2 separate regions of the Homo sapiens genome follow, and region 2 is linked to region 1. Evidence: chromatin contacts called from ENCODE Hi-C or POLR2A ChIA-PET data. All regions are on one chromosome and are shown on one strand. Each heading gives the region's core, a stretch centred on a gene start or an enhancer-like site at or near the end of the contact. The rest is flanking DNA. Distances are from core to core; before and after follow the strand shown.

Region 1 (5,968 bases), core at 2,205-4,704:
CTCAGGAGTTGGTAAACAGCCCATTGGCCAAATCTGGCCAGCTGCCTGGTATGGTAAATAAAGTTTTATTGGAATAGCTATGCCCATGTCTGTGGCTGCTTTCACATTACCAGGGCAGAGTTGAGTAGTGGCCACAAAAACCATATGGGTCACATGGACTAAACTATTTGCTATCTGACTGCAGAAAAAGTTTGCCAACCCCTATTTTAGCTGTGGTTTTGACATTTACCTCTATATTGTTAAATTACATGCTTGTGTGGCTACTTTTGTTTTTCCGATTTAGGCAATATCTATTAATCTCCCAGTATACAATACAAAGATTTAGCTCCTTCCTCAGCATATATACACACACGCTTCCCATCCATTCTTCCCAATATTATTACATGGTAATGTAATCAGAATAGATCAATATTCAGTGTTTATATTATCATGATTATGTATGCTATTTACAGCTTAGCCATGTTGTAAATTACAATTATTTTCCATTCCTGTACATCCTTTTGCTTTCCCTAGAGTTAATGTCAAAAGAAAACTGGAGTGCTATAATATCACACAAGTAGATTTCAGAGCAAAGAATATTATAATGATAAAGGTTATTTGATAATGAAAAGTCAATTAAGAAGACATTACAATCTTAAACCTAATAACAGAGCTTCAAAATACATGAAGCTAAAACTGATAGAACTTCAAGTCTATAGACATAAAATATTTACCTAGGACTGGGGGATTTGGAGGAAAATAGGAGTGACTAATAGGTATATGGTTTCTTTGTTGGGTATTAAAAATAATCTAAAATTGGCCAGGTGCAGTGGCTCACACCTGTGATCCCAGCACTTTGGGAGGCTGAGGCGGGTGGATCACCTGAGGTCAGGCGTTTGAGACCACCCTGGCCAACATGGAGAAACCCTGTCTCTACTAAAAATACAAAAATTAGCTGGGTGTTGTGGCGGGCGCCTGTAATCCCAGCTATTTAGGAGGCTGAGGCAGGAGAATCGCTTGAACCCAGGAGGCTTGAACCCAGGAGCTTGCAGTGAGCTGAGATGCACCATAGCTCTCCAGCCTGGGAAACAGAGCAAGGCTCTGTCTCAAAAAACAAAAACAAAACTAAAATTGATTGTGGTGAGGGTAGTACAACTATGACTATACTAAACATACAACTTGACTATACTAAACCCCACTGAATTGCACACTTTAAATGAATGAATTGTATGATATGTGAATTATCGCTCAATAAAACTTTTTAAAAATATTTTTAAAAATATTATACTAGATAGAAATCTGAATCTATACAAAGACATGGAAACACCAGAAATGATAAATATGTGGGTAAACGTATTTTTCCTATTCAAAAAAATCTTTTTAAAAACCAAGTTACTTTTTATAGCAAAAATAATTTATTGTGCATTTATGACATAGTGACAATAGCACAAAACTAGGAGATAAAATGGAAGTATACTTTTCTAAGCTTCTTATACTATACACAAAGTGGTAGATTCTTACTTTAAGGCAGATTGTGATAAGTTTAAGACATATATTAGAAACCCTAAAGCAACAGCTTATATAACAAGCAAAGAAGTATGGTCAATAAACCAACAAAGGAGGCTGAAGCATGAAAATCATAAGCTGAATCACAGTTGGGAAAAATAGAAAACAAATAGCAATCATACTTTTTTTTTTTTTTTTTGAGATGGGGTCTGGCTATGTTGTGCATGCTGGCCTCAACCTCCCAAAGTGTTGGGACTACAGGCCTGAGCCACCCCACCCAGCCTGCAATCATAGTCACTTTAATGAAAATGTTTTAAGCATCCAAATTAAATGGAAGAGACTGTCAGACTGGATAAAAAAGCAAGACCCAACTATTTTCTGTCAACAAGTGATCCAATTTGAATGTAAATACACAAATAGATTAAAATGGGTTGAAAAAGATACACTATGCTAGCATTAATCAAAAGAAAGCTAGTTATATTGATAGCAGACCAAGCAGACAAAGAAGAATAAAGGAATAAAGAGGGCCACTTCTTAATGCTATAGAGGTTAGTAGAGGTTAATGCAAGAGAACGTAACAATCCTAAATGTTTACATACCTAATTTCAAAATACACGACACAAACTGATAGAATTGAAAGGAGAAGCAAATTCGCAATTATAGTTGGAGATTTCAACATCCTTATCTCAGTAATTGATCTCTTTGGCTGCTCTGAGACTAGCTGGGAATGAACCAAGAGTGAATGAGTGCACAGATGTGGGCAGAGTTTTCAAAAAGGTATCATATATGGGCCAGGCACGGTGGCTCACGCCTGTAATCCCAGCACTTTGGGAGGCTGAGGCGGGTGGGTCACATGAGGTCAGGAGTTTGAGACCAGCCTGGCCAACATGGTGAAACCCCGCCTCTACTAAAAAAATACAAAAATTAGCCAGGCATGGTGGCGGACGCCTGTAATCTCAGCTACTCAGGAGGCTGAGGCAGGAGAATCGCCTGAACCTGGGAGGCGGAGGTTGCAGTGAGCCAAGATTATGCCACTGCACTCCAGCCTGGGCGACAAGAGCGAGACTACGTCTCAAAAAAAAAAAAAAAAAAAAAAAAGTATCATATATGATCCTGATTCCTATACCCAATGGCCCGTGAACAGTATTATTAATAATTTTGGTCCTTGGGCCGGGCGCGGTGGCTCATGCCTGTAATCCCAGCAATTTGGGAGGCCGAGTCGGGCGGATCACCCGAGGTCGGGAGTTCGAGACCAGCCTGACCAACATGGAGAAACCCCGTCTCTACTAAAAATACAAACTTAGCCGGGCGTGGTGGCACATGCCTGTAATCCCAGCTACTCGGGAGGCTGAGGCAGGAGAATCGCTTGAACCCGGGAGGCGGAGGTTGAGGTAACCGAGTTCGCGCCTTTGCACTCTAGCCTGGGCAACAAGAGCGAAACTCCGTCTCAAAAAAAAAATTTTTTTTTTAATAATAATTTTGGTCCTATGTAAGGTATTATTAATACACAGATTTTCATTTTTCGCCTAATTATCCTGAACCAGTTAAAGTGAACACTTGGAAGGGGGTAGGGGGAATATCGATAGCCATGGCAGTGGTTTTCAAACTTTATCAGAATTACCCGCTGGTTAAAATTCAGATAACTCGCTTCACTCCAAAGTTTCTGATTCTGCAGGTTTGGGGTAGGGCCCGAGAATTTGTCATTTTAACAGTATCTCCGGTGTTGCTGATGCCGCTGGTCCCAGAACCACACACTGCGAACAACTGGCCTAGAACGTTGTCATTCCTTTCTCCTACAGATTTTGAGGCAGCCGGTGGGCTCCGAAACAAAACAGAGGTCACTGGATCCGATTCCCAGTACCATAGAAGTGACTCAAACCAGCGATTCAACCGACAAGCAGGATCCGGGCCACCCAAAGCCGCGCGAGAGTTTACGTGACGACATCGGCGTCAGCGTCACGGAGGCGTCGGCCACGTTCAGCGGACACGGGAGCAAGATGGCGATTCCGGGCAGGCAGTGAGTGATCCGGGAGTTAGGGTCAGGCTGGGGGATGAGAAACTACGGCGACTGTATCTTTGGCCGAGGAGTTTTAAATGCGCTGGAAGTGAAGGGACTGTGTCGTCAAGGGTAGAGACGGGAAAAAACGAGAAGTCCTGAGGAACATAGATTCCCCTCCCCCGTACATTTTCCCGGATGGAAGCCCGAAGTTTGAGGGAGAAACTTGTGAGGAAATAAAGGAAGTTAGGCTGAGGGGCAGAGAGCGAGACTTTTCTATTTTCCAAAAGCTCGGTCTGAGGCCCCTCAGTCTTGCTTCCTAACCCGCGCTTGAGTTTCTCCCCGCTTGGATGCTCTCAGGGGCAGTGTGAAGAGAGACAGTTCCTGGCTTCCTTAGAGGGCCTTGTTCTCCTTGGCAGAAGCTCAAGTCCTGATTCCCGCCCTTCCTTCTCGTTTTAGGAATATTGTTCTGAGAAGCCACAGAAAAAGGGTAGGCATATAGGAAATTGGGGTATACGTTGCCGCAAAAGAGACAAATACTGTACGTACTTGAAAGTTTTACCTTTGATGTGTAATCCTTACTTTTGATGCGGCCTCCCGTGATCTCCGCATCTTAAAGGCCAAAACGTGAGAAACTAAAGGAGTTGGATCTGATGGGATGGTTCTCTCAGATGCTCCGAGGCAAAGCACATGATCTTAATAAAGTGTAATGCGAACTTGCCCCATGGCTACTTGGGTTTCTCAGTTATCTTTTAAAAATTTTCGTGAGTTACACTATCCAGTCAGTTCTTAGAAACTGTGTAAGTACACAGTAGGAAAAAAAATCTAGCCATTTTCTTGACTGTTTAGACCACAAGGATAGTTGAAAGCATTTTAAAATCTTTAGTGGACATGAACTAAACTTTCCACTACACATGTTTTTTTTTTTTTTTTTTAAATGTTACTGTCACTTCGCCATCTTAAAACATTTCTGAACTTTTCATTTACTTCTCTTCTTTGATAAAAATGGTATTCGAGTTTGGCCCGTGTCCACAAATGATCACTTAGAGTAGTAATTATAGAATCTTACGGCATGTTAGAATTTTGAGATCACTGAGAAGCAAAAACAGTCTGTTACGTGTTCATAAAGCTTATGACATGTTTTGATTTGGTAGCTTCATGTGGAAGAGGTAGTAGATGTATTTGTTAACATTTAAACATAAAGGTTTAATTTCTATTTCAAAAAAAATATATGCAGGTATGGGCTTATTTTGCCAAAGAAAACACAGCAGTTGCACCCTGTTTTGCAAAAACCATCAGTGTTTGGGAATGATTCTGATGATGATGATGAGGTAAGGAAACCTATGTTTTACTCGTGCATGGTTGGAAATGTAAATTTTTTAAAAATTGAACTTGTGACTCTGATACCTTTGCCTTTGTTATTTGTCAGTACAGTGGAGTATAATTTACAGAATTGTCAAAAAGGAAGGTGTAAAGAAAGCAGCTCCACCGATTTTTTAAAGATTTTTTTCCCTCTAAAAGCTGCAAACTTTACCTTTAAACAAATACACGGTCTTTTCAGACTACTGAAATTGTCATAACAAAATTGTTGGTGTAAAGATCCCTAGGTATGAGTTATTAAGATGTCACCAATTTTCTACAAATTTTTATTAGCAAAGCAGTTTTTAATTTGTTAACCATGAGCTAAGATCACTATATAACAGTTCTTAACAACGCTACTTTTTTTTTAAATTCAGTGTCTGCCAAATGTAATTGCTCAGTTATAATCGTGGTAGTGAATAGTTACTCTTGATAGTACTACAGTAACATCTAATATCAACATTTTCTATTTTAGCAGCCAAAACTACTTCTGTGAAACCCACAGTTATATATCAGAAACAATCCCAAATGTGTGCTTTTCTTTTCTCTTTTTTTTTTTTTTTTTGAAACAGTGTCTTGCTCAGTTGCCCAGGCTGGAGTGCAATGCCGCGATCTCGGCTCACTGCAACCTCCGCCTCCTGGGTTCAAGCGATTCTCTTGCCTAATCTTCCTGAGTAGCTGGGATTACAGGCACCTGCCATCATGACCAGCTAATTTTTGTATTTTTGTAGAGACAGGGTCTCACCATGTTGGCCGGGCTAGTCTTGAACTCCTGACCTCAGGTGATCTGCCTGCCTCAGCTTCCCAAAGTGCTGGGATTACAGGCGTAAGCCACCGCACCCAGTAAATATGTGCTTTTCCAATACTCCCATCATGTTTTAATATTTTTTTTTCTTTTTTTTTTTGAGACAGAGTTTCGCTCTTGTTACCTAGGCTAGAGTGGGATGGTGCAGTCTTGGCTCACTGCAACCCCTGCCTCCCAGGTTCAAGTGATTCTCCTGCTTCAATCTCCTGAGTAGCTGGGGTTACAGGTGCCTGCCACCATGCCTGGCTAATTTTTATTTTTTTATTTTTTTGTATTTTTAGTATTTTTAATATTTTTTGTATTTAGTAGATTTTCCTGCCTCA
Region 2 (5,968 bases), core at 1,614-4,113, 2.2 Mb after region 1:
AATACAAACTGTATACAAATTTAGTTTTAATAATCAACACTTTTCTTCTTCTAAGTACAAAACTTATTAGCCTGGGCAACATGGTAGGACCCCATTTCTAAAAAAAAAAAAAAAAAAAAATTAAAAAAATTGCTGGGCATCGTAGTGCCTGCCTGCAGTCCCAGCTACTTGGGAGGCTGAGGTGAGAGGATTGATTAAGCCCAGGAGGTCAAGGCTGCAGTGAGCTGTAATCGGGCCGCTGCACTCCAGCCTGGGCAACAAAGCAAGACCCTGTCTCAAAAAAAAATAAACTAATTAAATAAAGTGCAATTGGGTGCCAGGGTCTCTGCCATTCAATTAATTCCATTCCACAAATGTTTATGTGTGAGGCCCAGTGCTCGGGCTGCCAGAGAATAAAGACAAATTCTGCAGGTCTAGTAGGAGCTGATCTTTTGGAGTTTCTCATCACTTCTCATATTTAGTTCAGAAATAAAAACTCAGGACACAGCACATTTTGCACTTACTTTAGCTCCACAGATGCAACATTACCCAGCCCTTCAAAGACTGCACCTCTTGAAAGACGCTTAGCAATGAAACTGCGCAGCTCTGGCTCCACTTCGGATGGTAGATTAGTATCTGCCAAGGAGAGGCTTGACAAATGAAAGACACACATTCTTTACCAGTGGACTAGGGTATTCACACCCATTAAGTCAGACAGAATGGTACCAACGCCAGGGGCTCTTTTAAGGACTGGGGAAAGCTGTCCTTATGACCCCTATTGGTGAGGCTTCTAGGAATGTATGTCACTAAGTATGATCTACCTCATCAAATAGCTTAAAATATTCCTATCTTTCCAGCTCATTCTCTCCAGTACTGTGACTCCACTGGAACCCCCAATCCACTGACCCTACCTCTTTTTCAGTCTCTCAAGTTTCTCATCTCACTTCCCTCCTTATTCTGCCTTAATTCCATGGTCAGTCATTATAATCACACCCCTGCACACATTCTTATCTTTTTTATCTTTCAACTTTATTGAGGTATAATTGATGATTTAAAAATTTCAGGGCTGGGGCCGGGAGCAGTGGCTCACGCCTGTAATCTCAGCACTTTGGGAGGCCGAGGCAGGTGGACCACAAGGTCAAGAGATAGAGATCATCCTGGCTAACACAGTGAAACCCCGTCTCTACTAAAAAAAAATACAAAAAAATTAGCCGGGCGTGGTGGTGGGTGCCTGTAGTCCTAGCTACTCGGGAGGCTGAGGCAGGAGAATGGCGTGAACCCGGGAGGCAGAGCTTGCAGTGAGCTGAGATCGCACCACTGCACTCCAGACTGGGCAACAGAGGGAGACTCTGTCTCAAAAAAAAAAAAAAATTTTTCAGGGCTGGGCAAGGTGGCTCATGCCTGTAATCCCAACACTTTGCGAGGCAGAAGTGGGCGGATCACTTGAGTCCAGGAGTTCAAGACCAGCCTGGGCAACATGGTGAAACCCCATCTCTACCAGAAATACAAAAATTAGCCAGGCGTGGTGGTCAGTAGTCCCAGCTACTGGGGAGGCTGAGGTGAGAGGATCACCTGAGGCCGGGGAGGTTGACGCTGCAGCGAGCCAAAGTCATGCCACTGCACTCCAGCCTGGGCAGCAGAGCAAGACCCTGTCTCAATTTAAAAGGAAAAAGAAAAAAAAAGGATTTCTTTTTGGCTAATCACCAAGCACACTATCAGTATGTGGATTTGTTTGCCCCAGCCTTGAATGAACCAGCCAATGAGGAAATCAGGATGAGGTTCCTAGGGGATAGGAGGAATTGACGGTTTGACTCAGGGAAAGCTCAGTGGAAATAGAGTATCCACTGACATGTACAGGCCAGAGATGCAGGGAAGATGAAAGCACATGCATGAATTATGCTGAAGCTCTTTTTACCTGAAATCATCACCAGAGGGAGTTTCTGCATTTGTGCCACTTGGGCTTCCGTCCTCACTGTCCCCTCGTTGCTGTGCCAATCTACAAGCCACAAAACCAATAGTGCTATCAATTATGGGCTCTAAACCAAGAGGAGTATGGGGGCCTGGCAAGCAGGGTAAGGCAAGGAGTCAACTAAAAATGCTGCAAGGTGGAAGTGCACTGCCTATCCTCATGACAAGGAAAACCCATACAGCAGTGCTGACAAGAGCCCCTTCTCTCTCCAGGCCACTTAACGGGTGGAGGAAAGGCTAAATACCCAGAAGGTTCAAGGAAACTCCTTTAAAAACCAAACTTGACAAGGCCAAGAAGGTTCCAGGAAAGTCAGAAGGAGGAAAAAGAGGAATCAAGAACAGAGGAAAACCAGAGGGTGGGGATGGGGGTGTGTGTGACAGAAATGGGAGAAGTGGGGAGATAATGACAGAAAGGAGAGGGGACGGGAACTGAAATTATTGAGCATGCGGGGCACTGCGCTAAACAAAGGGCAGCCGCGAGAGTAAGAGGCTGGGATGATATAGGGGCAGATGAAGGGCACAGGCATGGTTGGGCCAGGCATACAAGTCCACGACGGGGGCCAGGAAGAGCAGCGGGAGGCGAGGAGCGCCCTTCAGGCCAGAGACCTTGGCTGGGAGAGGAGAAGATGGCTTTTAGGAGCGGCCGGGCCGCTGGGCCGGGGGTGGGGTGCAAGGCCGGGCGGCGGGCCGGGGGCGGGGCCGCAGGGGCGGGCGGGCTGGCAGGCCGAGCTGGGCGCCAGCACCTGCTTCCGCGATAGCTGTAAAGACAGTAGTGGCTGCTGGACGGCGGCTCGAGTCTCCGCTCCTCGGCTGAGCCTCCCTCTTCGCTGCTCTCTAGTTCCTTTTCATCTCCATCCATCGACTCCTGCAAAGAGGGGAGCATTGCGGCGGCCTCTGAGCGGCCCTGTGTCTCCGCCAAACCGCTCCCCTGCTCCCGTGCAGCCGTCGGTATCAGGGCTCGTCCGGCTCCCGGCCCTCGCACACCTGCGTTCCGCTGGTTTCCCCGGGTTCGCAGGCAAGGACTGGCCTGGAAAGGGAGTCTCTTCTCCCCACAGGGGCTGACAGGCGTACTGAGTTCGCCTTTACTGACAAGCTTTTACCATTTATTTTGAACTTATTTTCCTTTGAGACATCTGGGAAACTTTCTATGTGATAAAGGTGGCACAACTACCTAGCCACATGGAAAAGAATAAGGCTACTCGTCTGCCTCCTTGCGCGCGTGCCAGCACGCACAGACACCCGTTTGATCAAAAAGTTAAGAATTTAAAATGAATTTTGTTAAAGTGAAAATATGGGATAATTTTGTTAATTCTTGAAGAGGGTCTTTCCAAACATAACAAAACACTTAGAAGTCATACAGGAAAACGTTTAAAAAAATGACTACGTAAAAACTAAAAGGCCGGGCACGGTGGCTCACGCCTGTAATTCCAGTGCTTTGGGAGACCGACGCAGGCGGATCACTTGAGGTCAGAAGTTCAAGACCAGCCTGGGCAACATGGTGAAACTGTGTCTCTACTAAAAGTACAAAAAAATTAGCCACGTGTGGTGGTTCACGCCTGTAATGCCAGCTACCCTTCCAGTCTCTGCCCATTACCCAGTTCTAACACCAATTCACATTTTCAGGTGTTTGTTTCTGCAACACCCCATTCTCTGGTACCAGTTTTCTGTCTCAGTCCATTTTATGATGCTATAAAAGGATACCAAAGACTGGGCAATTTATAATTAGCTCTTAAAGGCCCCACTTCTTAATAGTCTTACAATGGCAATTACATTTCAACATGAATTTGGGAGTGGACAAACACTCAAACCATAGCGCCACGTGAAGGAGGAGGCAGACTGGAGTGATGTATCTACAAACCAAGGAATGTCAAGGATTGATGGTCATCACCAGAAGCTAGGAGAGGACATGGAACAGATTCTCCCCTAGAGGCTTCAAGAGAGTATGTCCCCACCAGCACCTCCATGTCAACTTCCAGCCTCCAGAACTGTGAAATAATACATTTCCATTGTTTTAAGCCACCGTGTGTGTGTGCATGCGTGTGTTTTGTGTTTTTTTTTTTTATTTTTAGTAGTGCAAACTTTATTCATAAATAAAACTTCATAAAGTTAAAAGCAGGGGCAGTTCCTATTTTTAAAAAGGAATAGTGGAAGGCAACCTGCCATTTCATTTAAAATTACAAGTTAGGTTTTTCAGATGGATAACAGTTGAGATCGTTAAATCCCCTTCCTGCTTCTCAGATTTTCACAAAATAGCACATTAAATCCTCAGTCCTAAGCAATTATGGCAGAGATTCCAAATTGCCTCTCCATATCAAAGTGGATAGCACAGTTTCTTCTCTTGCAATAAAGGTACTCATTTGATGAACAAGTGAGTATAGCAGTCAGATTCTTAAAAGATTGTATTGCAGAAGTTACTGCCATGTCTTCATTCGCAATGGGTATCCTCACCTCTATCTCCCATTCAGTAACATTGTCAGTTTCCTTATCTCTCATTTCAACTACATTTAAAAGAGGATTCTGATTGCGGACAACACATGACAGAGGCATTTCAGATCGGCAGTAGTCTCTTGAGATATACTTGATTTTAGTTTTAAGCAGAAGAACTTCCTGGAGAGGTTGAGTTACCACAGTCATGAGGATGGTAGAAAAACTCATAGTAGATATTTGGCAAAACTAGGTTACAAGGCAGCCATCTCCTAGAAACACTTCATCGGGGTTCATATACAAATTGTGAAATATCGTGGGTTTAATCCTGGCACAGAACCAAAACTGGGTGCATTGTACTTGAATAGCCGACCAGTCCCCAGCACAGGTCCATATCAAGGAATTGAGAAAAAAGAGCCCATTTAACCGCAAAATGGTCTTCATTTGCCCAGACTGAAAGCCAAATCTCACTCAGGAAACAGCTGTATTTTTATTTTTTATAGAGACAGTGTATCACTTTGTTGCTCAGGCTGGTCTTGAACTCCTGGGCTCAAGTGATCCTTCTGCCCCATCCTCCCGAAGTGCTGACATTACAGGTGTGAGCCACCATGCCCAGGTGGTACGTGTTATAGCAGCCATAAGAAACTAATACAGTGGCTGGGTGTGGTGGCTCACGCCTGTAATCCCAGCACTTTGGGAGGCCGAGGCAGGCGGATCACAAGGTCAGGAGATCGAGACCATCCTGGCTAATACGGTGAAACCCCATCTCTACTAAAAATACAAAAAATTAGCCCAGTGAGGTGGTGGGCACCTGTAGTCCCAGCTAGTTGGGAGGCTGAGGCAGGAGAATGGCATGAACCTGGGAGGCAGAGTGCACTCCAGCCTGGGCCATAGAGCCAGACTCTGTCTCAAAAAAAAAAAAAAAAAGAAAGAAAGAAACTAATACGGCCGGGCGTGGTGACTCACACCTGTAATCCCAGCACTTTGGGAGGCCGAGGTGGGTGGATCACTAGGTCAGGAGTTTGAAGCCAGCCTGGCCAATATGGTGAAATCCCATCTCTACTGAAAATACAAAAGTTAGCCTGGCATGGTGGCACACACCTGTAGTCACAGCTACTCAGGAGGCTGAGGCAGAAGACTCACTTGAACCCGGGAGGCAGAGGTTGCAGTGAGCCGAAATCATGCCACTGCACTCCAGCCTGGGTGACAGAGTGAGACTCTGTCTCAAAAAAAAATAAATAAAAATAAAAAAAGAAAGAAAGGAAGTAATAGAGTCCCCCCCAACAACCCTTTCTTCTATTCTTATCTGGATTTCTTCACATTCTTCCCTGTTAATCCCATTTTTTCTAGATTATGGTTTATTCTCTTGATTTGCTCAAGTACTGCCTCCAATATTAGCCAAGAAAGGGTATATATAAAATAATTTTTAAGCTCTTGCATGTCTGAAAATATATCCTCACGTCTTTATTGTATTTTCACATTTGATTGGATATTCCTTAGAAATAGAATTTTAGGGGCCAGGCATGGTGGCACACACCTGTAATCCCAGCACTTTGGGAGGCTGAGGCAGGCGGATCACAAGGTCAGGAGTTCGAGA

The links. Hi-C counts contacts between places; a loop is a spot of excess contacts on that map. ChIA-PET counts read pairs that join two places held with the same protein, here RNA polymerase II (POLR2A).
Region 2: a loop to region 1 is called in a map of CD8-positive, alpha-beta T cell, with 6 times the contacts of the local background. The contact joins the promoter of C17orf75 here to the promoter of NSRP1 in region 1. A Hi-C loop is called at or near these places in 1 of 168 maps with a recorded cell type or tissue (CD8-positive, alpha-beta T cell). POLR2A ChIA-PET finds 5 or more read pairs at or near these places in 1 of 52 experiments (activated CD4-positive, alpha-beta T cell).

What each region holds. Positions count from the first base shown.
Region 1 is chr17:30,113,362-30,119,329 of GRCh38, forward strand. NSRP1 (nuclear speckle splicing regulatory protein 1) reads left to right here and starts at 3,455. Exons shown (of 7, transcript NM_032141.4): 1 at 3,455-3,502; 2 at 4,719-4,812. The coding sequence starts at 3,483. It overlaps MIR423 (microRNA 423), which reads left to right and starts at 3,718; the gene lies at 3,718-3,811. MIR3184 (microRNA 3184) reads right to left here and starts at 3,799; the gene lies at 3,725-3,799. RefSeq lists enhancers at 2,966-4,165, 3,198-3,317, 3,338-3,437, 3,468-3,567 and silencers at 3,280-3,881, 3,818-3,887.
Region 2 is chr17:32,339,310-32,345,277 of GRCh38, forward strand. C17orf75 (chromosome 17 open reading frame 75) reads right to left here and starts at 2,864. Exons shown (of 10, transcript NM_022344.4): 1 at 2,691-2,864; 2 at 1,895-1,975; 3 at 504-629. The coding sequence starts at 2,830. It also overlaps the pseudogene OOSP1P2. RefSeq lists silencers at 1,894-2,076, 2,571-2,650 and an enhancer at 2,545-3,431.